Linked DNA regions of Homo sapiens: region 2 is linked to region 1. The links are chromatin loops, found by intact Hi-C in ENCODE. Cell type or tissue: B cell. All regions are shown on one strand. Each heading gives the region's core, and the rest is flanking DNA. Links, peaks and the distances in the headings are about the cores only. Region 1 has its middle 47 kb from the start of TOP3B. Region 2 has its middle 51 kb from the start of VPREB1.

Region 1 (14,830 bases), core at 2,065-10,064:
ACTCTTGCTTACAGGCCTGTGCACATGGTGGAGCAGGTGCTTCCTCCCCAGGGGCAAACTCAGAACTCACAGCCACCCTACACCTCCCCTTTAGAGAGGAGCTGTTCTCTGGGATGAAGACTCAGAAATGTATGCCTATGATGGTGGTAAAAAGAATCAGGTTTGAATAATGGACCAGACAAGCACTGACATTTTACCAAAAAATTTGAGGGAGATAAAAAGAACATTGCGGTGTCCAGCCTCAGTTTGAAGACCCAGGGGTTCCTGCAACATCCACACCATGGCCTGGACTCCTCCCTTCCTCCTACTCTTCCCTCTTCTCTCACACAGCTCAGGTTCATGGAGATCTGGGTGGGGCTGGGCAGATGAGGGACCAGAAGGCCACTCGAGAGGGGGTGTTCTAGGCTGACCAGTCTCTAAAGGAAGAAGGTGCATCACCAAGTACATGTGCCCCTTGAGCCTCAGTGGGCTCATCTAGAAAATGGGTTTTTCTCTCAGCAGAGCCCATCTAGATGGGTGGGGGCTCAGTGGGGTGAAACCTCACCCCTGGATCGCAAAAAAGGGCAACATGGAGAGAGGCGCCTGAGAGATGCCAGAACCAACTCTGACCATCTGGCCCTCAACTCATCGCCTTGTAGATGCTGCCTGTTGGCCAGGCCTGGTTAATTGTTTTCCTTCTTCTCTGCCTTGAATAAACAGGGATTCCCAAGGCTGAGCAGAGCCTCACAAACAGGATGAGGCTACTAATGTACCTTCCCTGCCCATGGGTGCTCTCCCTGTTAGGTTCCCCTTCAGCTCTCAGGCTGAGGGCAGAGACAAGAGCAGGTTCACAGCTGACTCTTCCAGTTCAGCCCCATCCTGAGTCCAGTACAATGTGGCCAGTGTGGTGAGAGGCAGTTCTTCAATTGTCAAATAGTTATTGAGTGCCTACCTTCTCCTGGGCACAGAGTTTAGTGTTGGGAATGCCATGATGATATAGACAGCCTCATTCCTGCTTCATGCTGACCCTAATGGGAGCACAAGGATGGGAGGCCACAGGGGACCTCCCTTCCTCCCTTCTGCCACTGGGGGTAAGGAGGCCAGAGAAGCCTCTGCCGCACTCAGGGTTCTGATGCAGGATGACCTGGTGGGATCATAGAGGAGGAGGGAACAGGGTGTGACATGAGAACTGAGGAAGCATCAGCATGTCCTTAGGCTTCCTGGGATTCAGGTGAAGATGTAGAGAAATTCACAAAGTAGATATGGAGGGAGAAACACAGAGCTGAATAACAGAATCCAGGAGAAGAGAATTCCCAGGAATACAGGGATTGTGATTCAGAAAGAGAGACCCTGGCAGGGCAAGTGCCTCAGAAATCCAGTAACATGCGATGTGGTTCCCTCAGGCCAGGAGCTTACTTACTGGCAGGGCCTGATCTGTTAGGGCTACTGGAAAGGAAAGCAGGAGAAGCCATGTGTCAGCAGGCGGAAGCGTGCAGAAAGGTGAGAACACGGGCAGAAGGAGAGTAGATTTCACTTGAGGAGAGCCTGGAGAGGAGGTGTGAGATGGGAATGTCCAAAATCTTTGCTAGATATTTTATATAAATTGGATCCTGTCACTTTGTAGATTTTTTCTTACAGGAGAAGATAAATTCAGAGCTTAGAGAGTTCTACTATTGTTGTTTAGGACAGTGTTTCTCTAACACAGGAAATTATCCTCACAGGTCCTGCCCTCGTGGAATAGAAACTCTGTGTGTTTTAAAATGTTCTTTAAAATTATTCACCATTTTACTGGTCTTTTCAGAAATATGAGTCGATTAAAATTTTTGACATGTTCATCTTACATTTTTGAAAGTAATGTATAATCTTTTTATTATAATCATACTCTAACCCTTTTGAGGTTATTCATTGAGAAAACCAAGAAAATTTACTACCTTGTATTTACACTGTTGTTTCTAAGGAGTGAACTCTTGAATCTCTGGAATTTATTTTCTTGGATCATGGAGTAGTTCCTATGAGGAATTAAAACTTTTTCCTTGTTCACCTGTATTTTTCTAGAAGATATCTCTCCTCTGTTCCTTTCTTTGTGACAATGGGCTATTGATAAATGCTTTTCTTTTTTATTCCTGAAGGAGGTAAAATAGATAAATGTTTTGGCATCATTAGCTAGTTAGTGGAAAATAAGCCATAAGAGGGAATAAGAACTTAAAAGAAGGTGCAGAATTTGGGGAAAGAAGTGGCTGTAGGCCTGAAGACATAACTTGATCTTATTGGATAGAGACAAAATATTCTAGAGAGACACTGAGAAGGAGAGTCTAAAGTTTCAGGGCAAAAAAAGGAGAATTCAATTAGAGCTTTAATAGCTAGATTGGTGTCCTGAAAGGACAGAGACAGTGCTGAATTAAACAGGCTGACACTGATCCCAGACCACTGGGACAAGGGCCCCATGAAAAGTAGACTCTCAGCAATGACACAGATGTCCCGGAAAGCAGTAGCTTTGGGAGGTGAGCAGAAGGAGGCCCCACTTGGAAGTGTGTGGGCACTGGGAAAGGTGCAGGTGCTGGACCCTCAGGCTGCTTCTCACCTGAGGGAGGGACAGGTGCACAGGTGGTGGGCAGTGGCCACTCCTGTGGCTTCCTGGCCTCCTTGCCTTTCTTACCCACTCTGGGACAAGGAGGCCATCATGGGGATGTGTATCTGCTTCCTCCCTCTCCTGAGACTACCTGTATCTCAGGTCAGTGCCTGCATGGCAATAGTGTGTCTGTCTAAAATTGGTCTGTGGGAAGAATGTCAGCAACATCAGGGAGCTTGAGCTGTAACTTTGTGAGCCAGAAATCGCCTGGCTTGTGATCCTGTCCAGGTCCCAGCATCTACAGGACAAAACCCAACATGAACTAAGGATGGGAGTGGATGACAGAGTGATGCACATTGTGGGATCACGTAGGCAAACCTCCTTTTTTTCCTGTTGTCTGGACCCAAAGTCTCCCAGCCATGAGATGAGCATGTGACTGACCCCAGCTGCAACTACAGGCATCTGCATTCTGCTGTCCAAACCGATCAGACAACCCACTGGTCAACATGATGGTGTCAGGGGAGATGGTGTGAGTGATCTGATCTAGTATTCTCAAAGGCAAAAATTCCTGGTGGGTTGGTCAGAGTGCATTCCCTCATTCTGGAGCATTTGTGTGTGAATGTGATACCTGAGACTGAGCAGTATCTTGTTTGCGCATGGGAATTTAGCCTAGGGACAGGACAGGACATGGAGAAGAGACATCTCAAATAAAACTCATAGTGGGATTCCCCCCTTGCCATTTGGAGAGAAAAGCGTCCTGTGACAACTTTGAAAGAGGCTGGGAGGCTGTTGTCTGAGTTTCCATCATGGTGATTAGCTCAGGGCCTCCCCCAGCCTCATTGCTCATGGAGGCCCCCTCAGCAGGGGTTTCGCATCCACTCCCTCCACTTTCCAAGGCTATTCCTGAGCCCTCTCTCCTCACCCAGGCTTCAGTCCCTCCTCTTACAAACACAGGCTAGACCTGACCTTTCTCTCCAATGACCCCAACTGGCCCCGTGGCCTTCATGCTTGCTGTCTCCTTGTTCATCTTCTTTGAGGCATCTGGACTTTTCTTCATAAACTTGAGTCAGATCCTGTGTCTTCCTTGCCCAACCTTCTGATGGCTCCTCTACCCCCAACTGAGCTCTCCTCACTGTGTGATGACATCATATTGTCGCATTGACATTTTTACTTGATTGCCTTATCTGTTCCACCACTCAGTGTCAGCTCCATGAGGACAGGGCCCCTTCCTCTCTTGTTCATCATGTACCTTGAATCCCTGGATCTGAGGCTGGTGCATAGTAGCTTCTCAGTGAATGAGGTGGATAAACAGACCTTTGGGAGTCGACTATCCTGAGTCAGACACAATGACCCTGGTCCTGTTTTGACCCATTATGGATTTGGTTTCCAGGACAGCCTGATCTTGGTATTGAGGGATTTCTCTTAATATGAGACAATACGACAATTTGTTACTGCCAAGGGTTGGGTGTGAGGGTAGAATTGAGAGGACAGAAACACATTCTCCACACTGCGTTCACTGGAGTGAGTTTTAAAATCTAAATTTTTACTAAACAAATGAAAAGCAACGTTAATCAGCTGACTTGCCCAAGAAGTGGGGGCTGCACAGAGAAGCTCCATTGCTGGATGGGCAGCAGCTTTTTCTCCCACTTCCCCACTGGCCTGAAGTACTGCCTGAGCCTTGGTGCTTGTGTCCCAAGCTGAGAATAAAAATCAGCCTTTTCCTCTGCCTGGAGTCCAGAGATGCTCAGAGAGGCCATGTTCTCCAACCTGGAGCCTCAGCATTGGGCCTATGCCCCTAAGGGTCAATGACTGCTTTTATATATGTGGAGCTCTGGGTCTCTCGGAGGCATGTTTGTACCAGAGCACATGCCCGTGCCCAACATTGCTGCTGCTTCTAGTGCAGGAGCTGGTACCCACCTGCCCCACAGATGCATGCACTGCAGGTGGCTGGGTCAGCACAGGCTGGGCTCAGGACGCTGGACATTAAGACAGACACAGGGTGAGAGGTGGGTCAGTGGACAGAGACACATGCATAAACCTTGGTCTTTTGATCACCAGCCCTGACACTGAGCCCTAGCCACCTGTGCAGTGAAGGAGAAGGCGGGGGAGAGACCACAGTGGAGACCCATACATAGCTCTACATCCTGAGGATCATCAACTGAGCCTGGGCTCTCCAAGTCCCTTGTACTCCCTCCAGCAGCTCAGGGTGAGGAGGGCATCCTTCATACCAACCAGCCTCCTCCCCTGGGCTGTCCAAGCCCTTTCCTGGGCCATGACTTCGATCCCTCCCTGAAAAGCTGACACATGAAGAGGATGGTCTTGGTTGATGCTGTTCTGTGGCTCCCTGGGGGCCTATAAGGAAACAGCTGCTGGTCTTGTGAGCAGGGGGTAGAGGGCTCCAGCCCAGGGTCAGGGAGTGGCTCTCGTATGGGGTCTCCAGCACAAGATTTAGGGACAGACCACAGAACAGCCTACTGCTTGAGGTCCAGATGCACCCATGTATCCTGTCTCCTCCACTGTTCACTTTGTCATCCCCAAGAAGGATGGAGATGGGCAGTGTTTAGGCCATAACACACCTTAGTCTCACATCTCCACAGACCCTCCTTCCTGGATATACTTGCTTAGCTCACTGTGAGGTTTATAGGGCAGTTCTGGGAGGCTGGACTCCCTGAGGAGCCTCCACTAGGGGACATCAGAGCAGGAAGCCCAATGGGGACAGGGCTCCCTCCAGGACACAGGGAGCTGCTCCCTCTTTCTTCTCCCTGGGCTGTCTAGAGCCTGCACCCAGACTGCCTTGCTTCTCTCTGGGCCTATTTCTTCTTCTCAGCCCCTCAAGAAATTTGATTGCAGAAAAGGAAAAGATTAAAAAATAAATTTAAAAATATTTGCCAGCACCAGGCATAAATTCTAGGGCAATATGACACCAAGTGCAATTTTGAGAGGAGAGAGGGGAGCCCTAGGTAGGCTTCTGATTCCTAATTATCCTTCCTTATTTGGGCACTAAGAGGCAAATAACATCTTTCAAAGGGCAGGGTCAGCACTCTCTAAATCTGTCCTGAGTACATGGAATGATGACTCTTTCAGGATTTGGAAACAATTTCTAAGGCTCATTTTTCTTCTGTCAAGAGAAAATGGTTAGCTCCACAGGCACTGAATTCAGCATATTTGGAAAATTAGGTAATATTTCATAGTCATCATGATATTTTTGTTTCTGTTTTTAGTTTTCCTGAGACTTCAGAAAACTTGAATGAGAAATTGAGAGTAGAAACATTTTAAACCAGACGGTGCTTCCAAGTGGAGTGTGTACATATAAAACATATTTGAAAATTTAAAACTTGTCATATAACAAGACCCTGAGCAGGCTGAGGTTTCTGTCCCACTTCCTCATCTGCCTGTGTCACTGTGTGAATGCCAGTGCCCCAGGTCTGACAGTAATAGTCAGCCTCATCCTCAGACTGGAGGCTGGAGATGGTGAGGTAGCGCTCAGCCCCAGAGCTGGAGCCTGAGAAGCGATCAGGGATCCCGTCCCCCTTGCTGTGGCTGCCATCACTGTTAAGCTTCATCAAGTACCGAGGGCCCTTCTCTGGCTGCTGCTGATGCCATGCGATGGCGTAGCTGCTGTGCCCACTGCTCAGAGTGCAGGTGAGCTTGACCGAGGCTCCCAGGGAGGCAGAGGCAGAGGGCGATTGAGTCAGCACAAGCTGGGAGAGAGACCCTGAAAACACAGACACCCATTACCGGCTGGAGTCAAGAAAAGAGGGAAGGACATTCCTGGCATAAGTTTGGGAGGTGGTATCAGTGAGCTGGAGGTCAGGGTGCTGAGGGCCATCCTGACCTGTGCAGTGGAGGAGGAGGGTGAGGAAGAGGAGTGGGGTCCAAGCCATGGTGCAGACTCCCCAGAGCTCTGCTGAGGCTGACAGTTGCAGGTATTTCTTACCCACCCTGTAGTCCCAGAGGAGAGAGAGGGGCCCTTCATGCAAATGTGCTCCTCTTCCTCTGCCCAACCAAATCACTCCGTGTGCCTGAGTGTCAGTCCCAGTGGTGGGGTGACATTTCTGGGAGGGGTTACCTGGGCTGGGCCTGGCCTGAGGCTCTCCAAGGGTGCAGAGAGAGCCCAGCTGCTGGCCCCAGTGAACCCTGCGTGGAGACCAAGTTCAAGTGTTTGGTTTCCCAGCTGAGAAACCCACAGAGCCCTCAGCAGCAGACCAACAGCACCCCCTTCTGCCTAGGCCCAGGTCCATCGTGTCTGTGACCAGATGCCAGTGGGTCCTGACAGAGGCTTCTGCCCGGACCAGGGCCTTGACCACGGCCTGTTCTCTGTCCAAGGGCAAAGTGGGACCCCTCGTCAGGGCAGCCTCCTATTTTATTTCAGACTTTAGTTTTCCATTTAGCCCTTTTCAGTGGGAGCGGGACACATGATCCACCCCACTTTGCAAAAGTCCTCAGGAGAAAGGTGTCTCTCATACACGTTCTATTTGGTAGGTGTAATGGGATAATTTACATTGACTGGAACAGAATGTCTCCATTCTGCAGTAATGGAGATGTTGTGAGAATGGATCGGACTGTTGGCTACATGAGCATCTGCATTTGTAAAAACCATCAAACTGTATAATTAAGACCTGTGAATTTTACTTTATATAAGTTATCTTTCTATATAATAAACAGAAAAAATAGGAGAAAATGGCTACTTTTCAGACAAAACCCGATGGAATTTGCCACCAGCAGAACTGCTCTACAGGAAATTCTAAAACTGTTTTTCAGTGAGATGAAAAATAATCTCAGTTAGTAGCTCCCCAAATTAGAAATAAATATTTTAAAAAGTAGAGAAAAGAGGGTAAACTCAAAGGAAAACTGAGTACATAAAACAATGATTTTTACATCAGTTGGTGTTACATGCATGTATGTGTAAACGTAATGGTGCATGTGTATGTACTTATGAACACATATTAATAGAGGTGCGTGCATATTTGTAAACATAACATAACTGTATGTTTTGATATTAGGTAAATTGCTAGAGAGTAAATGGAATTGAAGTTTCTGCACTCTAACTCTGTACTCCCTGAAGCTGTATTTTAGACCCTGAGCTGCCCTAGTCTTTTTATAGTTTCCCAAACAATCAAGGGGACAGATTTTCTACCTTGAAATAAAAACTTAATGTAGGGCTGTCCCCACCTCACCCCTTGGCCTGGATGCTCCCAGGCCAGCAGGAGAATGAGAAGAGAAGAGTTGAGCCTAGGGAGGTTTCCAATGGGGAGAGGACACCTGGCCTTTGATAGGCCCCGGGTCCAACAGGTCAAAGCTTTGGGCCAATCAGGGAATGGGGAACTTGCCATCTGATCAAACCCGAGGGAGACCCCGAGTGTTTTCCCAGCTGGTGGGACCGTGTCAGGAGAGCTTCAATGTCCCTGACTGACTGCAGGCCCCAGTTTCTATCAGGCCTCTTTGACAGGCCTGAGCCCTTCCCTGGAGGGTCCTAGATGGCCTGGATCAACTTTTCTGGTGCTGCTGCTGCTCATCACCTCAGAATGGATTTATCGAAATTCCAAGTTCTAGATGAGCATTGTTGGCCCAGAGGAGGCAATCTCACTGGGACTAAGTTAGAGAAGACTTCTCTTCCATCAGCATAGCATAGGAGTAATAGGCTTTTTAATTAGATCAAATAGAGCAACCCAAAAGAAGTAAAACAGGAAAAAAAAGAAATCTATCTTTCCACTTTTTAGTATCCTGGATGCAAAAAATTAAATTCTTTCTACTGCTCATGCATTGGGTAAACCCCTCACCAGTCAGTTTTAGGCACTTATTTTGTTTTATTTTATCTTTTTTTAAACCTTCATTTCTTATTCAAAAGTACATCCCAATGTCCTACAGTTAGTACTCTGCTATGTGGAAATAATAAGAAAACATCTAATTTGTTTTTCAAGTATTACATTTTTTACCCATGAATTATCCATACTGGGCCAGGTGTGGTGGCTTATGCCTGTAATTCCAGCAATTTGGGAGGCCAAAGCAGGAGGATCAGTTGAGCCCAGTAGTTACAGACCAGCCTGGGCAACATAGTGAGATCTTGTCTCTACAAAAAATAAGCAAAATTAGCCAGGCATGGTGGTGCGTGCCCGTAGGCTTAGCTACTTGTGAAGCTGAGGTGGGAGGATTGCTTGAGCCTGGGAGTTTGAGGCTGCAGTGAGCCATGATTGCACCACTGCACTCCAGCCTGGGCAACAGAGTGAGACACTGTCTCAAAAACAAAACAAAACAAAAAAAGGCCAGGCGTTGTGGCTTATGCCTGTAATTCCAGCTCTTTGGGAGGCCGAGGTGAACACATCACCTGAGGTCAGAAGTTCGAGACCAACCTCGCCCACATGGCAAAACCCCATCTCTACTAAAAATACAAAAATTAGCTGGGTGTGGTGGCGGGCGCCTGTATCCCGGCTACTCAGGAGGCTGAGGCAGGAGAATCACTTGAATCTGGGAGGCAGAGGTTGCAGTGAACCGAGATTGTGCCACTGCACTCCAGTCTGGGCAACAGAATGAGACTTTTTCAAAAAACAACGACAACAACAAAAAAGAAACGCAAAGAAATATCCACACTATATGTTTGTGTTATTAATTCAGGATTACATGATAAAACTTTTCCATCCTTTTACTTTCATTTAATGTTTTCTGTAAACATAATTATAGATACACATTAAGGTGAAAAAATATGTAATAAAGGTTTAGTTACACTTCAACCAGTTTTCCTCAAAAGTGGCATCTTACAACACAATATGCAATTTAGAAAATCAGAATGATGCAATTAACATTGAAGTAATGCTTTATGCCATTTTAACTAGGTGTTTATTTGTGTTATCATTTTACTTTTGTGTATATACTTCTATTTAGAGTTTATTATAGAATCGCATGCTTGTCTCTTGTTTTTTATTTTTCTCAGTGTGACAAACTCTGTGTTTAATATATGTGCTTAGTTCATTTACATTTAATGAAATTATTCACATGGTTGGATTTAAGCTTACAATTTTAGTGTAAGTTTCCTTTTTCTCTTTATAACTTTTGTTCCTCTCCACCCTGTTTCTGCTACTTCTGGATTATTTGAGTATTATTTAGTGGGCTCTTTTGATTTTTATATTGATTTTATATTGGTATCTCTGCACAGTTTTACATTGGTTGCTGTAAAGATTACAACATGTACATGTAACTATTCATGATCTATTTAGATTTAATAATAGGCCTAATATTTTCCCAGTCATGTAGACCCCTTACAGTTCCTTCTTTTGGTTGAAGTTTCATGTATATATATATATGTGTGTGTGTGTGTGTGTGTGTGTGTGTGTGTGTGTGTGTGTATATATATGTATATATGTGTATATATGTATATATAATATTTTTCATAAGTAGAAATTATATCAAAAATGCTATAACTTAGCTTTTGATATGCATATTTTCCAGAACTGTAGAGCTAAAAATTTGGTCTTTTACTACTATATTTATTGGTTATTCTTCCTGCATTCTTTGGGTTCAATGTTTCCATTATCATTTATCTTCCACCTGAAAATTTTCTCTTAGAGTTGATTTGTTTTGATTTTTTTTAGATGAATTCTTTCAGGTTTTCTTCATCTGACAAAGTCTTATTTTTTACCTTTTTTAAAAAAAAAAAATCTTTACCTGGATATAGCATTATGACTCAACAGTTCTTTCTTTCTTTCTTTTGACTTTGTAAGAACATAACACTGCCATTTGGCCTCAATGTATACTCATAAAATACCTCTCATTGTTTGAATTGTTGATTTTCTGTATATATTATAAAGCTTTCTGTCTGCTTTCATAATTGTGTCTTTATCTTTGGTTTCAGTAATCTATTATTACATGCTTGGGCATTTGAAAAACCTAGCTGTTTGGCATCACTGAGTTTCTTAGGTCTTTAAATGCATGTTCTTTACAGAAAGTCTTTAGCAATGACCAGTGGCTGGGGAGAAAGGGTGAAGGGTGGCTGCTAATTGTGGGGGTTTTTTTGTGGGGTGATGAAAACGTTTTAAAATTAGATTATGGTGATAGATGCATAATTCTGTAAACACAATAAGACAATTTAATTGTACATTTTATACGAAGTGAAATTTATCTCACTTTTTCAAATAGAGACAATGTGGGAACAAGGCCCGCTGACCCTTTGCAGGGGCCTGTGGCTGAGTCTCACTTCCTCCCTTGCTTAAACTGTACGATCAGCCACAGGCACCCTCTTTGTTTGTCATAGGCAAGTATGGAGTGATCAGCCTCGGGACAGGCCAAGGGCAGGTTTTTGTCTCGGTTCCCCATGTGCCTGCAGCACTGTGTGAGCACTGAGGCTGTAGTCCCATGTTGAACAGTAATAATCAGCCTCGTCCTCAGGCTAGAGGCCCGAGATAGTCAGGGAGGCTGTGGTCCCAGACTTTGAGCCAGAGAAGCGGTCAGGGATCCCTGAGGGCAGAGAATTTCCAAACATCACAGTTTTGGGAGCACCGTGAGAAATCTGTTGGTACCAGCCCACAGCATAACTTCCAACGTTGTTGCTGTTTCCAGTACAGGAGAGGGTGACCTTCTGTCCCACGGTCCCTGACACCGAGGCTTCCTGGGTCAGCGCAGACTGTGCCCAGGACCCTGGAACAGAGGAGGCAGGCACAGAGAGGTGAGTCTGGGTTCACTACCCACCCCACAATGTTAAAATATAAGAGAAAAGTCATCCCATGTGTCCCCAATAATCACTTTGGCATTCCACAGGCAGTCACCTGAGCAGAGGGTGAGAAGCTGGAGGAGGAGAGGGGTCCAGGCCATGGTGGAGATGCCCCAGGCTCTGCTTCCTAAGCCCACAGCTGAGCAGAACTGCACAGAGTCTCTCTTATCCTCTCCTCCTAAGAGGGCACAGAGCACCCTTCATGCAAATCACACCCCTCCCCCTGCTATCCCTGGGCCTGAACTTGGGGAAAGTTGAGTGTGGGGTGGGGCTAGAGGAGCCTCTTCTGCTCCTGGGAGGTCCCAGCTGCTGGGCCCCAGAAAGCACAGAGCAGAGGGCCCAGGGTAGGGGTCCAGGGCCTGGTTTCCCAGTTGAAACCCCCACAGACCCTCAGGGACAGGCCACACTTCCCTCCACTGTCTCAGAGCCCAGGTTCATTCCTGACTGGCTTGAAGGTCCTCAGCACTGCCTTGCGCACACCATCCCCACACAGAGGCAGCGCTCACGCCCCTCCACCCCCACCCCAGGCTCTTTGTGCTGCAGGTGCTCACCACAGCACATTTCTCGCTGCAAGATGGGCCTCCTCAGCATGAAGTCATCCTCTGCTTCTTCCCCATTTAGATTTTTGTGTGGTTGGGGCCATAGGTGAGTGAGCCTCAGAGAGAACATGTCCTGCACCCAGTGGCCAGGAGGGCAGGAGGGTTAACAACCCTCCCCAGCCTCCATATGGGCCTGAGGGCACCTGCTTCTCTCTCTCATCATACCCCACATCCCCCCGTGGGAGGCCGGGCTCCGTGACCCTCATCACTGTCCTCATCACACCCTTGATGGGGTGAGACCCTTAATGAAAATGCACAGGGAAATTATTCAAGAAGAGACCATCATTATGAAAGAGAGAAAAGTCTGCTTCTCTTATGGATACTTGGACCTGAGGAAGATGACCAAGGTCACCACTCTCCCTAGATACAGCCCAGAGAGGGGCCACCGGGATGACTAGGCACCAGGTAGGATGTGCACATCAGGGTGAAATTGGGAATGGGGGAGGTTAAGAATAGAAGGGTTAGAGTTTTATGGAAAGATCAAGAAGATGACCCAAAAGTTCCGAGACACCTTGTCTAAGCCCTTTACTCACAGTCCAATGTGATTTAACCATTCAAATTTTTTGTTTTTGAGAATGGGCTTTGCTCTTGTTGAACCTCCGCCTCCCAGGTTCAAGCGATTCTCCTGCCTAAGCCTCCCGAGTAGCTGGCATTACAGGCACCCATCACCACACCTGACTAATTTTTGTATTTTTAGTAGAGACGGGGTTTCACCGTGTTGCCCAAGCTGGTCTCAAACTCCTGACCTCAGGTGATCCACCGGCCTCGGCCTCCCAAAGTGCTGGGATTACAGGCATAAGCCACCGCGCCCAGCCTCAAGTATTCTTTTATAGCACTTACTTTGTGTCAGGTACCATTCTATTTGCATCGTGAATGTTAACACGATTATTTTTCCGAGGACCTAATCCGCAAGTGTAGTTTCAGTGGCATTGTATGCTGAGATAGATTACACATACACACACACACACACACAACACACACACAAACGTAAATGTTTGTGTATGTGTTTAATGCTTTCATCTGCATGATTCAGAAAAAATTTAGCATAGTATCTTTCACAGTGATCCACACAAAACAAAAAGATGCCTGTGACCTTGACAATTTGATTCTCCATGGTAACGCTAAAACCTGTATAATATTATTACTTAGTAGTCACGCAGTAAATATTTTTGAATTGAAAAATTAGTGAATATTTAAACACACACACACACACACACACACACACACACATTTCCACCTATCCCAACCCTGGGTAAAAAAATACGATGACAATATTCATTTCAGTCTTCCTCTTTTATTTAATAATAATCCTCCATCTAAATTCTCAGCCAGTTTGTTGGGAGTCAGCCGAGATAGATCTGCTTTTCTCACACACAAGCTCCAAGCCCTCTCCATGTCCAATGTATTCTACAGCATAAAGTGACAAGGAATCTGCTCTCTCCTCTTTACCCCACAGTAACTCACCTAGATCTTCCCACCAGGATGGCATGAGCAACCACATCCTGTCTTCCTGTCCCAGGCCTCTCCATTCTATTCTCATTACAGCTGGAGAGTCACTGATCAAATGCCAATGTGAGTTCATCTCTCCCACCTCACAGCCCCGCAGTGGCTCTGTGTGCTTTTCTCAGGAGGCTGATCTGCCCCAATCTGCACCTCCAGCTCTGCAGCCACCCTAAGTCAGAGGTGTTAGAACCAGAGTGACTCCATGTTGAATAGGGGCTTGATTAAATGAGGCTTAGGCATGCTGGCCTGCATTTCCAGGAGGTTAGGCATTCTTAGTCACAGGATGAGCTAGGAAGTCAACCAGACTGGGATCACAAGATACAGGTCATAAAGACCCTGCTGATAAGACAGGATACGCTAAAGAAGCCGGCCAAAACCTACTGAAACCAAGACGGTGAGGAAAGTGACCTCTGGTTGTCCTCACAGTTAGAAATGCTATGGCAACATCCACAAGTTACCTTATGTGGTCTATATTTTTAAAAAGAATTCCTGAAAAGCTAATAAATAATCCACTCCTTATTTAGCATATGATCAAGGACTATCTATACAAATAGCCGACCAGCAGTGTTTGGTGCTGCCCTGTCTATGGAGTAGCCATTCCTTTATTCATTTACTGTCTTAATAAACTTGTTTCCACTTTATAGACTCCTCCCAAATTATTTCTTGCATGAGATCCAAGAACCCTCTCTTGGGATCTGAATCAGGACCCCTTTCCAGTAACACCTGCAGGAAGCACATCCTGGCCCCTTCCCTGCTCCACTGACTGGAGGCACAGGCCAAGGTAATTTCACTGTTTGACTTGAATGACCAATAACTCATCTTTGGGTTCTCACCTCTGATTAGAATCTTCTGACCCTCACCCTCCACCCATCGCCCTCCTGCTCATTCCGAAAGTCCCACATGAAACCCACTTCTGTGGCTTAGGCCTCTTTGGCAACTTGCCACCCGCTCTCACTGCCACACCCTCATAGAAATCCTTCCCCATATGGATCTTGTGTTCTTCTCTCTCTCTTCCCTCTCAGCTCCTGCTCAGTGGCTGAAGCAGATTTGGAGCCACGAACACGAGTCTGGCAGAGCTTTGCTTTTGTTTTTAACTGGGAAAATCTTTATAACTCTATCAGGTGAAAAGACACATCCAGATACTAAGGCAGAGTTCAGGGTAACATTTCTCAGGGGCCTCAGTCAAAGTTTCTGATGTAGGCTGGTCTTTGAGGCCCGTCCCGACACGTACAGTGAGACAGGATCACAAGGAGGGGAGGAGTCAAGTCCATGGTGGACACAGCCCCTGACCCCACCACACCGTGGGGCTGGACTGCCCCAGGCATCCTTTTCTTCCCCACCCTCTGCAGAGGAGGGGCTGCTCATGCAAGTGTGTTTCCATCAGGGGACTGCCCAGCCCCTCCCTGAGCCCTGGAGCTGGAGCTCAGCTCACACTGCAGCCTGAGGAGGAGGAAGGTTTACTTCCCGCCTTGGGAGGGC
Region 2 (14,830 bases), core at 2,106-10,105, 160 kb before region 1:
GCTGGTCTGCAGGCAAATTTCTCCTTTTGCAATGATCCAGAATCTTCCCTCTGCTTTGTTTCTGTAACTCTTGTCTTTCAAACATGCAGGAAGAATTCCTACAGGGATCAGTGGAGCTGTGGTCTTGGTGCCACCCCTGACCCCGGGCCTCCCTCTGTGGGGCAGGGGCCAGCAGGGGTGGACTGCATGTAATCTTGGTCCAGGAAAGCATGTGACCTGCCCTGGAGCTGAGGACACAATGCCAGGGTGGAGCACCAAGACGATCTCTTCACCAGGAGGCTCTTACTCAGGATGCTGCTGTGACTAGGAGTTCACCAAGGGGAAACACACCATGCAAGATCTCAGGCCCTTCCTGAGGAAGGTGCTGGGAGGAGACACTGAGGCAGACACTGAGGTGGGGGCTGCAGGAGCATATGGAGGGTGGAGGGGGCTATGGGCCCAGGTGTGCAGCAGGGAGGATGCACAGGGCCCTCAGGCTGATTCTCCTCCATCTGCTGGCTAGAGGGCTTGACCGCGGCTGTGCCTGTCATCAGCTCTCCTATTAGAGACTCAGCTCTGGGGAAGTTCCAGGACAAGTTCTAGAACCTGAGACAGGAGATTGGGCAGGGGACATTCCTGGGAGGCTGGAGAAACAGGATGGCAGAGAAATTAGGGAAGGGGAGGAGTGGCAGGTGTCTCTGAGGTAGGACACATGGACAGGGATCACTGAACCCCAGGCTGTCAGAGAGCAGGAGATGGCCCAGAGTGTGTGGTGGGTAGAGGCCGACTCTGAGGGAAGCCTTGATGCCATCACTGCCACAGGCGGGGCGGGTGGAAGGGCAGGGCTGAAAGCTATGGTAGGCTTGGTGTACATCTGTCCCACTGTGACCATGGCATGACAGTGTAGAAACAAGTTAGCTCAATTCAGAGGCAATAACAGCTGCAGGGACTCATTTTCCTCCTGGGTAAAGAAAAATGCAGGTCTTAAAATAACCATGTGACAGGAGACTCAGGTTGCGTTGTTATTCATTCATTCATTCATTCATTCATTTATTGACCCATTTCCCATTTAGAAAAAAAAAAGTGCAGCTCGTTGCCAGCACTCATTTCTTGGGCAAATGGGAAATGGGTTCAACACATATTTAAGGAAGGGCTGGCATGGATCAGACACTGGAGATGCAACAGGGCCAGGGACAGGACCCAGATCATGGAGCAGGAGATACTGGGAAGAAGAAGAGGATAAAGATGGCTCCAGAGGACATCCCCAGTCTGAGGATTTCATGGTGTTCCCCAGAGGAGTCGATGGCTAAGAGCCAAGGTCTTCCACAGACCCTCTCTCCACAGCATGCAGCTCAGGGTATATAAGGGTCTCAGTGGCTGCAGGGCCTGTTGGGGGAAAGCCCTGAGACACCTAAGCTTTGACTTCACATGGGGCTCAGGTAGATGAGCCAGGGAAGGAAGGCACTACCCCTGTCCTGAGGGGGAATGCAGCAGCAGTGCTGGTGGCGGCTATGGAAGTGTCCCACTCAGATGCCTCTTTGGGAGAACCTGCAGGAGGACCACAAGTGACTAACATGTCCCCTGCCCCTGGGCTGGCTCCAGGCAATGAGGACCCCAGGGTCCCTCCAGCCAGGTCTTCCTGCAGGAAGCAGGGCACTTCTAATGGGCACCCCTGGGAAAGAACCCACTCAGTCGGCTGAGGCTTTGTCTGACGTCTGACCTGCCTGTGGGCTGGGGCAGTTCCTACTAATCCCCCTTCCTTCTCTCCTTTCGTGGGGGTCAGAGCCGTGGCCTGAAGCCCACCCACCCCCCATGCCAAGTCCTTCCCGGTTTCTCTTTCACCAGTGTTTCTACCCTCCAAAAAAGACATTACTTTTTTTCTTTAATTATTATAGAATCTACTTATCAAAGGGGCCAAACTAAAAAAAAAAAAGACTTCTATTTTAGAGAGAACATCCCATCCATGGCACTGTGAGAGGCACTACTGTGCCATGAGTAGCCTCATCCTCAAGCTTGAGACCAAAGATATGGAAAACCTCAGCACTGGCGACGGCACCCACTCACACGGAGAAGAGGCTGGGGACCCTGAGCCCTGGTTCTGCTTGAATCTCAGTAGAATCTCAGTAGATACCAGGGAGGGAAGGCTCCCTGCCCTGTCATGTTTCCAGTAAATGTCATAGCAAACAACATTGATGTTACTGCTCAGGGTGCAGGTGAGTCTGAATGATGATCCCAGAGATGCACAGAAGGAGTCACAGAGCATCCAGATAATCAGAGAATAATCAGCGAGGCTGCCATTCTGTGCTAAATAGTGAAAATCAGCACCGTCGCCAGCCTGGAGCCCAGAGATGGCCAGGGAGGCCAAACTGCCTAACATGGGGCTGGGAAATTCCCTGAGGTCCCTGAGGGATGGTTGTTACCCCCTCTGGGTCTGAGGTTTGGGGACATGTCCCAGGTGCTCCTGAATCCAAGCTGTGCCTTGATTGACAGTATTATGGCTGTTTCCAGGGTGGGTGATTGTAATTGTCAGTCCCGGAGGCTTGGTCAGTGAAAGAGGCTGTCAGTGCCATGTGGACCACAGACCCAGGAGGGTGGAGAGAAAGAGAAAACAATGAGCCCTGTGAGAAAGGGAGTGGAGCAGAGGTGGGCTGAGGACCGCATAGACCCTTCTCCCCAGAGCAGGATGTGCCTCAGCTGGGCAGGGAGGGAAGAGGTCAAAAAGCAGAGGGGCCAAGCCATGGTGCAGGTGCTCAAGAGATCTGCACCCTAAGACTCCAGCAGTAACAGTGAATGTTCCTAACGCTCTTTTAGTCTCTACAGGTCTCACTGGGAGAGAATTTCCTACATTCAAATATGTCCCTGCACCCGGATCACCTCCAGGACCCCTCAGCCATAGGCAATGTCTCTCTTGTCTGGAGGAAGAAGAGGAGGATGAGGAGTTGACCTGAACCAGGCCCCACAGGGTGAGAGAGCCTGATCCTAGACTGAGTGTCCCTGAAGGTCCTGACAGCTGCAGTCACTTCCCATCTCAGCTCAGTGAGCTCACTGTGTGCTCAGCTCCCCTCAACCTCCTGAGGGCCTTCCCAGCTGGCAGGGCCAGACATGCTCACCCCCTGAGACAGCCTCACAGGTCCCCTGCTGACCCCGTGTCCCTTGACATCACCAGGACACAGCCCTGCTGACTCACTGAGGGTCTCACAGGTGTGGCCTTGATTGTGCTGTTCACGCCCCAGATGCTGGCGCTCAGGGAGGAGATGGGGAAGCCAGGCGGACTGTTCTTAGAGACTGCAGGAAATGACCTGAGGAGGAGGTAAGCGAGCAAGCACAGTGTTTTTTTGTTTTGTTTTGTTTTTTGAGATGGAGTCTCGCTCTGTCAGCCAGGCTCTGGAGTGCAGTGGCGCAAACTCAGCTCACTGCAAGCTCCGCCTCCCTGGTTCACGCCATTCTCCTGCCTCAGCCTCCCGAGTAGCTGGGACTACAGGTGCCTGCCACCACGCCTGGATAATTTTTTTGTATTTTTAGTAGAGACAGGGTTTCACTGTGTTAGCCAGGATGGTCTCGATCTCCTGATCTCGTGATCCACCAGCCTCAGCCTCCCAAAGTGCTGGGATTACAGGCGTGAGCCACCGCGCCTGGCCCACAGTGTTCTTATTCATATTTAATTTTACAAAACAAAACAAGAAGTATTCTTAAAGACCTCATCTGCACCTGATACACTTCTCCACCTAGGATTCCGCAAAGCATCGCCTCTGTTCGTGGAGGCATTTCCAGCTTATTTTTGAAGTAGATCACTTTCTATCCAATTCTGAAATCATCCTTTTCACCTAAATTATCACAAGGTTTGAGGATAATCTCGATCTTCTCAGCCTCCATGAATTTACGTATCATGGACATTTGTTATAAATACAGTCATTTCTAGACATTTCATTTCTAGATATTTGCATTTGTTCCTTTCACTGAGCATAATTTTTCAAGGTCCGTTCATATGGAGCTCATTTCAGCACTTCCACCTTTCAATGGCTGAGTCACATGACCTTAGAAGGAAGAAGGCTCTATTATATTTCCATGTGCATTGTACAAAAGTGCAAAGCAGGGGTGTCCCATCTTTTGATTTCCCTGGGCCACAATGGAAGAAGAATTGTCTCGGAACACACATAAAACTGATACTAACTGTTAGTATCAATAGCTGGTGAGCTATAGAAAATTGCAGAAAAATCATAATGTTTTATGAAAGTTTACAAATTTGTGTTGGGCCACATTCAAAGCCTTTCTGGGCTGCATGCAGCCTGCGGGCTGTGGGTTGGAGATTGATGGAAGGCATTGTGTGCTGTCCTAGTCAGAGCTAAACTCTGTGTTACAGGATCTGGTTAGGGCTTCTACACCTCTAAGTAGCACAATCTCTGACTTCTTGTTGCTTGGAAAAACCATTCAACCATCAAAACATTGAAGTTTGGTGTTATTGTTTTGTCTCATAGATGGGAACCAGAAACAAAAATTAGAAAACCAGCCTCATGCTCAGCAGAATGGCATAAACACATTTCAAAGCCAAGCTTCTTAGTAGCTGAAGACATGCTCTTTAACTGAGTATCTCAACCTGGGCTGATTTTGTCCCCAAGCATGGGACATGTGGCAGTGTCTCAAGACAGTCTTGTTGTCACAAATGAGGGGAGGGTGTTAATAGTATCTAAGGGTAGAGGCCAGAGATGCAAGTCAATAACTTATACTGTGCAAGGCAGCCCCAACCAGAACATCAATCATGGTGTGGCTCAGAGACCCGATTATAAACTACATTTATCCCACAATTGATCGTGCACATATCAGAAAATCAGCCATCAAGGTGTGGAAAAACAGATTGGTATTTTGAAAAGGAAAAGAGGAAGTCATAAGCAAAGTTCACCTCAAGCACTTAGACAGGAGAGATGGGAGAGCTACCCTCTCCGGTGGAGACAGGCTGAGACTGGCCCAGGTAGAGATGCTCTGGGGAGTTTCTGTCTCACTTCCCCATGGGTCTGGAGCACTGTGTGATTGCTGCTATCATAAGACTGACAGTAGTAGTCAGCCTCGTCCTCAGTCTTCAGTCCAGAGATGGTGAGGGAGGCAGAGTTGGAGGAGCTGTCGATGGAGCCAGAGAACCGATCAGGGACCCCAGAGGGTCTTTGGTTATCCTCATAGATCACAGTGGTGGGGGCACTGCCCGGGCGCTGCTGGTACCACTGCACATAGTTGCTGGCAATGCTGCCACTGCTGCCGGTGCAGGAGATGGTTACCGTCTTCCCCGGAGACTCCGACACAGAGTGGGGCTGAGTCAGCATAAAATTGGCCCAAGAACCTGCAAGAAGAGAGCAACACAGAGATCAGTGGGGAGAGATGAAGACTGGTTCCCAGGCAGGAGGAACAGATCATCAGCCCAGGTGACATCCAGGAACGCTCCCTGAATTCCTTGCAGGCAGCCACCTGTGCAGTGAGCGAGGAGGGTGAGAAGTAGTGGAGCCCAGGCCATAGTGGAGATGCTCCAGGCTCTGCTTCCTGAGCTACCACCAGGACTGATCCCACCAGCCCTTCTTATCTGTCACGCGTATCCTCAGAGTGGTAGGGCTCCATGCAAATTTCTCCCTTTCTGGAGGTTGCACAACCCCCTCCTTTGACCTCAGACAAGGTTATGGCTGAAAAGTGGTCATAGAAGGGGGAGGAGCAACACCATCTGGAGGGCACAGAAACACCAGCAGGTGGAGGGAAAACAGCAGAGGATCTGGGGAGCTCTGATTAGTTGCTTAGACCACAGCGCCCTCTGGTGGATGTGGGAGTCATGTCCACCCTGGGCAGGTGCAGGTGCAGGTACAGGTGCTCAGGGCCCCTGACCTGTCCTTCCATCCTGCACTGCTCCCAACTCCAGCCACTGTCCAGGGGGCCTCTGCTCAGCATCCTATGCTCACTGTACATTTAAACTTTGAAATATGTTCAGATAGGCCAAGACTCAGTACTCTGGTTAAGACATTCTCTTTGACTTTGTGTTATTGGAGATCGGGAATATCAGCAAGAATGGGCTCTGCCTTCTGGAGGGGCCACATAGGGTGAGGTTGGGAACCCTTCACTGCTAGGTCTAGCCCTCTGAGCACGAAGAGGGAGGAACCCTGGGATCAGGGGCCAGATTTCACCATCAGGGACACCAGGAGTTTTTTTTCAGGCCTCTCACTTCTGAGCAGACTGATTGCTCGCCCTGCTGGGCTGTGATAACTATGGTTTGTGCTTCTCTAGTTAACAGTGTTAAGTGTCTTCTCTAATGCGTGGATTTTAGTTTCATAGTTACTTGTTCTTGAGTCTCTCCAGAGAGGTATTTTTAAATTTTTCATTTATTTTATTTGTATTTATATTTAGTTTGATTTTATGACTTCTATTTTTTCTGAGAATTTATCCTTTTTCATTTGTTTCAAGAATGCCTGAAATTGCTCATCAACAGGATTTTATGGTGGCTGATTTCAATATATCTGTCAGGTAATTTCAGCCCTAAATCATCTCAGCGTTGATGTCTGGATTGCCTTTTCTCATTCAAATGGTGAATTTTTCTACTTCTTGATATAACAAGTGTTTCTTTGAATTGTATCCTAGATATTTTGAATATTATATTATGAGACTATCTTGAGGATTTTCAATAGATCTGAAACAGTGTCTGCTTTTGGTTTGTTGGTTTCCTCTACTATTTTTTGTGTTGTCATTCTCAGGAGAAATGGGTCCCAGTCTCCTTTGGAAGTGTTTAGTTTCAAGGTTTTCAATCAGTCTAATCATATTGGAAATGCATCTTCCAGCAGGCTTTCTATTGGCTAAGATATTCCTGAGGCCTTATGTCTCTCTCATCCTCTATCTTAATCTTCCTCTATAAAGTTAGTCAAATATGTTTCAGTGTTGCTGACACCTTGGGGAAGGGGAAATGCACTTTTGATCTGAAGTGGCATCTTTCACCAAATCAGTTACTCACATGCCTAGTGACCCCCATTATACACTTCTCTGGAAAGCTATAGGGCTGAAGGATGAGCTGCATGAATTCTCAACATCCTCACAAACCTCATCTTCCCCAAGCCTGCCCCCAGTGCTGCGAACAGTTTCTTGCCTTTACAGGTGAAATAACTTCATGTCTTCTTTGAGGGTGACTGATGCAGGCTCCTCCCTCCAGCAGTGAGACAAGTGCAGAATCTGAGCCCATGACTGGGAATGTAAAGGAACAGGGTGTCCCACTGACTCAGTCCTGTAAACTGTGTCCCCTAGGTGCAGTGAAGGGATCAGGGCTGAGGGTGCCTGTAGAGCAGCACTGCCAGGCTAGGGGGCTGACTCTTTTTATTATTATTATTATACTTTAAGTTCCGGGGTACATGTGCACAATGTGCAGGTTTGTTACATACGTATACATGTGCCATGTTGGTGTGCTGCACCCATTAACTCGTCATTTACATTAATCTCCTAATGCTATCCCTCCCCCCTACCCCCACCCCACGACAGGCCCTAGTGTGTGATGTTCCCCACCCTGTGTCCAAGTGTTCTCATTGTTCAATTCCCACCTATGAGTGATAACATGTGGTGTTTGGTTTTCTGTCCTTGCGATAGTTTGCTCAGAATGATGGTTTCCAGCTTCATCCATGTCCCTGCAAAGGACATGAACTCATCCTTTTTTATGGCTGCATAGTATTCCGTGGTATATATGTGCCACATTTTCTTAATCCAGTCTATCATTGATGGACATTTGGGTTGGTTCCAAGTCTTTGCTATTGTGAATAGTGCCGCAATAAACATAAGTGTGCATGTGTCTTTATAGAAGCATGATTTATAATCCTTTGGGTGTATACCCAGTAATGGGATGGCTGGGTCAAATGGTATTTCTAGTTCTAGATCGCTGAGGAATTGCCACACTGTCTTCCACAATGCTTGAACTAGTTTACAGTCCCACCAACAGTGTAACAGTGTTCCTATTTCTCCACATCCTCTCCAGCACCTGTTGTTTCCTGACTTTTTAATGATCGCCATTCTAACTGGTGTGGGATGGTATCTCATTGTGGTTTTGATTTGCATTTCTCTGACGGCCAGTGATGATGAGCATTTTTTCACGTGTCTGTTGGCTGCACAAATGTCTTCTTTTGAGAAGTGTCTGTTCATATCCTTCGCCCACTTGTTGATGGGGTTGTTTTTTTCTTGTAAATTTGTTTGAGTTCTTTGTAGATTCTGGATATTAGCCCTTTGTCAGATGAGTAGATTGCAAACATTTTCTCCCATTCTGTAGGTTGCCTGTTCTCTCTGATGGTAGTTTCTTTTGCTGTGCAGAAGCTCTTTAGTTTAATTAGATCCCATTTGTCAATTTTGGCTTTGGTTGCCATTGCTTTTGGTGTTTTAGACATGAAGTCCTTGCCCATGCCTATGTCCTGAACGGTATTGCCTAGGTTTTCTTCTAGAGTTTTTATGGTTTTAGGTCTAACGTTTAAGTCTTTAACCCATCTTGAATTAATTTTTGTATAAGGTGTAAAGAAGGGATCCAGTTTCAGCTTTCTACATGTGGCTAGCCAGTTTTCCCAGCACCATTTGTTAAATATGGAATCCTTTCCCCATTTCTTGTTTTTGTCAGGTTTGTCAAAGATCAGATAGTTGTAGATGCATGGTATTATTTCTGAGGGCTCTGTTCTGTTCCACTGGTTTATATCTCTGTTTTGGTACCAGTACCATGCTGTTTTGGTTACTATAGCCTTGTAGTATAATTTGAAGTCAGGTAGCATGATGCCTCTAGCTTTGTTCTTTTGGCTTAGGATTGACTTGGCAATGCAGGCTCTTTTTTGGTTCCATATGAACTTTAAAGCAGTTTTTTCCAATTCTGTGAAGAAAGTCATTGGTAGCTTGATTGGGATGGCATTGAATCTATAAATTGCCTTGGGGAGTATGGCCATTTTCACGGTATTGATTCTTCCTATCCATGAGCATGGAATGTTCTCCCATTTGTTTGTATCCTCTTTTATTTTGTTGAGCAGTGGTTTGTAGTTCTCCTTGAAGAGGTCCTTCACATCCCTTGTAAGTTGGATTCCTAGGTATTTTATTCTCTTTGAAGCAATTGTGAATGGGAGTTCACTCATGATTTGGCTCTCTGTTTGTCTGTTATTGGTGTATAGGAATGCTTGTGATTTTTGCACGTTGATTTTGTATCCTGAGACTTTGCTGAAGTTGTTTATCACCTTAAGGAGATTTTGGGCTGAGATAATGGGGTTTTCTAAATATACAATCATGTCATCTGCAAACAGGGACAATTTGACTTCTTCTTTTCCTAATTGAATACTCTTTATTTCTTTCTCCTGCCTGATTGCCCTGGCCAGAACTTCCAACACTATGTTGAACAGGAGTGGTGAGAGAGGGCATCCCTGTCTTGTGCCAGTTTTCAAAGGGAATGCTTCCAGTTTTTGCCTATTCAGTATGATACTTTGGCTGTGGGTTTGTCATAAATAGCTCTTATTATTTTGAGATACGTCTCATCAATACCTAATTTATTGAGAGTTTTTAGCATGAAGGACTGTTGAATTTTGTCAAAGGCCTTTTCTGTATCTATTGAGATAATCATGTGGTTTTTGTCTTTGGTTCTGTTTATATGCTGGATTACGTTTATTGATTTGCATATGTTGAACCAGCCTTGCATCCCAGGGATGAAGCCCACTTGATCATGGTGGATAAGCTTTTTGATGTGCTGCTGGATTCAGTTTGCTAGTATTTTATTGAGGATTTTTGCATAGATGTTCATCAGGGATATTGGTCTAAAATTCTCTTTTTATGTTGTGTCTCTGCCAGGCTTTGGTATAAGGATGATGCTGGCCTCATAAAATGAGTTAGAGAGGATTCCCTCTTTTTCTATTGATTGGAATAGTTTCAGAAGGAATGGTACCAGCTCCTCCTTCTACCTCTGGTAGAATTCGGCTGTGAATCCATCTGGTCCTGGACTTTTGGTTGGTAAGCTATTAATTGTTGTCTCAATTTCAGATCCTGTTATTGGTCTATTCAGAGATTCAACTTCTTCCTGGTTTAGTCTTGGGAGGGTGTATGTGTCGAGGAATTTATCCATTTCTTCCAGATTTTCTAGTTTATTTGCATAGAGGTGTTTATAGTATTCTCTGACGGTAGTCTGTATTTCTGTGGGATCAGTGGTGATCTCCCCTTTATCATTTTTTATTGTGTCTATTTGATTCTTCTCTCTTGTCTTCTTTATTAGTCTTGCTAGCAGTCTATCAATTTTGTTGATCATTTCAAAAAACTGGCTCCTGGATTCATTGATTTTTCGAAGGGTTTTTTATGTCTCTATCTCCTTCAGTTCTGCTCTGATCTTAGTCATTTCTTGCCTTCTGCTAGCTTTTGAATGTGTTTGCTCTTGCTTCTCTAGTTCTTTTAATTGTGATGTAAGGGTATTAATTTTAGATCTTTCCTGCTTTCTCTTGTGGGCATTTAGCGCTATAAATTTCCCTCTACACACTGCTTTAAATGTGTCCCAGAGATTTTGGTATGTTGTGTCTTTGTTCTCATTGGTTTCAAAGAACATCTTTATTTCTACCTTCATTTCTTTATGTACCCAGTAGTCATTCAGGAGCAGGTTGTTCAGTTTCCATGTAGTTGAGCAGTTTTGAGTGAGTTTCTTAATCCTGAGTTCTAGTTTGATTGCACTGTGGTCTGAGAGATAGTTTGTTATAATTTCTGTTCTTTTACATTTGCTGAGGAGTGCTCTACTTCCAACTATGTGGTCAATTTGAGAATAAGTGTGATGTGGTGCTGATAATGTATATTCTGTTGATTTAGGTTGGAGAGTTCTGTAGATGTCTATTAGGTCTGCTTGGTGCAGAGCTGAGTTCAATTCCTGGATATCCTTAACTTTCTGTCTTGTTGATCTGTCTAATGTCGACAGTGGGGTGTTAAAGCCTTCCATTATTATTGTGTGGGAGTCTAAGTCTCTTTGTAGGTCACTCATGACTTGCTTTATGAATCTGGGTGCTTCTGTATTGGGTGCATATATATTTAGGATAGTTAGCTCTTCTTGTTGAATTGCTCCCTTTACCATTATGTAACAGCCTTGTCTCTTTTGATCTTTGTTGGTTTAAAGACTGTTTTATCAAAGACTAGGATTGCAACCCCTGCCTTTTTTTGCTTTCCATTTGCTTGGTAGATCTTCCTCCATCCCTTTATTTTGAGCCTATGTATGTCTCTGCACGTGAGATGGGTTTCCTGAATATAGCACACTGATGGGTCTTGACTCTTTATCCAATTTGCCAGTCTGTGTCTTTTAATTGGAGAATTTAGCCCATTTACATTTAAGGTTAATATTCTTATGTGTGAATTTGATCCTGTCATGATGTTAGCTTGTTATTTTGCTCGTTAGTTGATGTAGTTTCTTCCTAGCCTCGATGGTCTTTACAATTTGGCATGTTTTTGCAGTGGCTGGTACCGGTTGTTCCTTTCCATGTTTAGTGCTTCCTTCAGGAGCTCTTCTAGGGCAGGCCTGGTGGTTACAAAATCTCTCAGCATTTGTTTGTCTGTAAAGGATTTTATTTCTCCTTCACTTATGAAGCTTAGTTTGGCTGGATATGAAATTCTGGGTTGAAAATTCTTTTCTTTAAGAATATTGAATTTTGGCCCCCACTCTCTTCTGGCTTGCAGAGTTTCTGCCGAGAGATCAGCTGTTAGTCTGATGGGCTCCCCTTTGTGGGTAACCTGACCTTGCTCTCTGGCTGCCCTTAACATTTTTTCCTTCATTTCAACTCTGGTGAATTTGAAAATTATGTGTCTTGGAGTTGCTCTTCTCGAGGAGTATCTTTGTGGCATTCTCTGTATTTCCTGAATTTGAATGTTGGCCTGCCTTGCTAGGTTGGGGAAGTTCTCCTGGATAATATCATGCAGAGTGTTTTCCAACTTGGTTCCATTCTCCCCATCACTTTCAGGTACACCAATCAGATGTAGATTTGCTCTTTTCACATAGTCCCATACTTCTTGGAGGCTTTGTTCATTTCTTTTTATTCTTTTTTCTCTAAACTTCTCTTCTCTCTTCATTTCATTCATTTGATCTTCAATCACTGATACCCTTTCTCCAGCTGATCAAATCGGCTACAGAAGCTTGTGCATTCGTCACGTAGTTCTCGTGCCATGGTTTTCAGCTCCTTCAGATCCTTTAAGGACTTCTCTACATTGGTTATTCTAGTTAGCCATTTGTCTAATATTTTTTCAAGATTTTTTAACTTCTTTGTGATGGGTTCAAACTTCCTCCTTTAGCTCGGAGAAGTTTGATTGTCTGAAGCCTTCTTCTCTCAACTCCTCAAAGTCATCCTCTGTCCAGCTTAGTTCCATTGCTGGTGAGGAGCTGCATTCCTTTGGAGGAGGAGAGGCACTCTGATTTTTAGAATTTTCAGTTTTTCTGCTCTGTTTTTTCCCCATCTTTGTGGTTTTATCTACCTTTGGTCTTTGATGATGGTGACATACAGATGGGTTTTTGGTGTGGATGTCCTTTCTGTTTGTTAGTTTTCCTTCTAACAGTCAGGACCTTCAGCTGCAGGTCTGTTGGAGTTTGCCAGAGGTCCACTCCAGACCCTGTTTGCCTGGGCATCAGCAGCGGAGGCTGCAGAACAGCGAATATTGCTGAACAGCAAATGTTGCTGTCTGATCATTCCTCTGGAAGTTTCATCTCAGAGGGGTATCTGGCCATGTGAGGTGTCAGTCTGCCCCTACTGGGGGGTGCCTCCCAGTTAGGCTACTCATGGGTCAGGGACCCACTTGAGGCAGTCTGTCCATTCTCAGATCTCAAGCTACATGCTGGGAGAATCACTACTCTCCTCAAAGCTGTCAGACAGGGACATTTAAGTCTGCAGAGGTTTCTGCTGCCTTTTGTTTGGCTATGCCCTGCCCCCAGAGGTGGAGTCTACAGAGGCAGGCAGGCCTTCTCGAGCTGTGGTGGGCTCCACCCAGTTCGAGCTTCCTGGCCACTCTGTTTACCTACTCAAGCCTCAGCAATGGTGGGCGCCCCTCCCCCAGCCTCACTGCCACCTTGTAGTTTGATCTCAGACTGCTGTGCTAGCAATGAGTGAGGCTCCGTAGGCGTGGGACCCTCTGAGCCAGGTGCGGGATATAAACTCCTGGTGTGCCGTTTGCTAAGACCATTGGAAAAGCGCAGTATTAGGGTGAGAGTGACCCGATTTTCCAGGTGCCATCTGTCACCACTTCCCTTGGCTAGGAAAGGGAATTCCCTGACCCCTTGCACTTCCCAGGTGAGGCGATGCCTCATCCTGCTTCGGCTCACACTCAGTGCACTGCACCCACTGTCCTGCACCCACTGTCCAACAAGCCCCAGTGAGATGAACCCGGTACCTCAGTTGGAAATGCAGAAATCACCCATCTTCTGCGTCACTCACGCTGGGAGCTGTAGACTGGAGCTGTTCCTATTTGGCCATCTTGGAACCATCTCCTGGTACTTTCTAAATAAACACTTAAAGAAAATGTCTGGTATTTCCTTCAATGTTACAGCAAAACAGATATAAAATAAATTATACTTCATATTTACAAAAAAACCATTACTGCAGTTATAGATTATAAAACTATCATTTAATCAGTTTAGTATGAAATTGCTTTCCCAGTACATGTTGGTGAAAAAGATATTTTAAAAATATTCTAAAATTTAATCTGAGCCTTCCTTTCTACAAGAGAAAATCATAATTTCCATTCATAAATGGCACACTCATCCCCCTAAAGCCATTCTTAAAGGTGGGGCACCCTTTCCCATTTTATTTCCTTTGTTGGTTCTAACCCAATCACGTGGTATGCTCTGTAGTAAAAAGACAAAGCACCGCTTTCCTGAAATAGATATTAGAGTCGGCAGTCCTCAAGTTAATGTGCTGGTCAAAAAGTCATTCCAATAAAGAAGAGGTGCAGCATTGCTTTCACATGTTACACAGTTACCATGGAGCCTGTCACAAATGCTTTCCACTCCTCTAAGCCTCACTTCAAAGTTTAATCAGTCTACTTTGGGTACTAGCAAAGAATACAGCAAATGGAGGACTGAGATGTGAAAATGATATGGTTTGTTTTGACTGAAATAAGTATATTTTCACACCAACAGAACTCCAGCACAAACTCATAACAGCAAAGACTGAGACAGAGGCATCCCCAAGGAGCCCGGGCTATGGCCTGGACTGTGGATCCAGTATAAAATTTGCCTTCCTGGGAATGAAATCTGTGAATAGAGGAGTTATTCCTACTTCCCCAACTTTCACTATCTGTAAAATGTACCTTTGATAGACACTAATAAACCAGCTGATACTTTACCCAAGAATACATTTAACTCCATTGAGATTATTTTCCCTATTTACTCACTAATAACCCAAATAGCTTGAACTATAGCTAAAATTAAATTTGGTGGGCTTGGGGGGTACCTTTTAAGTTTAAGTTTCTGTAGTTACCAGACAACCAAACTCAGCTTAGTACAGACCAACAACTACTCATGTTACTTACCAAGTGAGCAAATTATTAGCAAGGTCCGTTAAAATTTTTCTCGGGCAGTAAGGCATCAGCATGAGATGGTTTCAAAGTCTTATCCCTCCACCTCCACTGTGCTTCTGTATGTTTTTTAAGGCAGCTATGACCAAGGAATCCAAGGCAGAATGTGTGTCCCCAGCATCTGGTTTCAAGTTAGCAATATCCACAAGCTCTTACAACCATATTTCTGTATTTTTTTCAAGGTGATTTTGGAATTGTCATTGAAGTAAAGAACCAAAATGGCATTGAGTTTAGTTGGCACACAGCACAGCTTTGGGACATATTCAGGATCTATAAGGTGAACCAAGGTCTGAATGATCACATGGTTGAT

The links. A loop is a pair of places that touch in the nucleus more often than their neighbours do. Peaks named below come from ENCODE experiments on the same cell type or tissue, not always from the same donor. Only the 100,000 strongest peaks of a DNase experiment are listed, where the experiment ranks them.
Region 2: it touches region 1 in a loop (4-fold over the local background); 7 of 110 quality-filtered maps call a loop at or near these places.

What each region holds. Positions count from the first base shown.
Region 1 is chr22:22,022,596-22,037,425 of GRCh38, reverse strand. It overlaps the pseudogene PRAMENP, IGL, the pseudogene IGLVI-70, IGLV4-69 and the pseudogene IGLVI-68. Among named protein-coding and RNA genes, the nearest start is that of TOP3B, 47 kb to the right of the region's middle. RefSeq lists enhancers at 6,092-6,151, 6,292-6,371, 5,669-6,448, 6,812-7,071, 6,449-7,229 and 4 more and silencers at 5,902-6,021, 10,703-10,822. In B cell, for the core only: CTCF peaks have their summits at 6,565 and 6,765 (motif pointing left); DNase peaks (open chromatin) are centred at 5,061, 6,065 and 6,645; H3K4me3 peaks cover 1,282 bases; H3K27ac peaks cover 4,042 bases.
Region 2 is chr22:22,186,448-22,201,277 of GRCh38, reverse strand. It overlaps IGL, the pseudogene BMP6P1, IGLV6-57 and the pseudogene IGLVI-56. Among named protein-coding and RNA genes, the nearest start is that of VPREB1, 51 kb to the left of the region's middle. RefSeq lists silencers at 1-123, 5,710-5,769 and an enhancer at 1-747. In B cell, for the core only: CTCF peaks have their summits at 5,568 and 5,770 (motif pointing left); DNase peaks (open chromatin) are centred at 3,087, 4,967, 5,277 and 5,737; H3K4me3 peaks cover 1,125 bases; H3K27ac peaks cover 1,658 bases.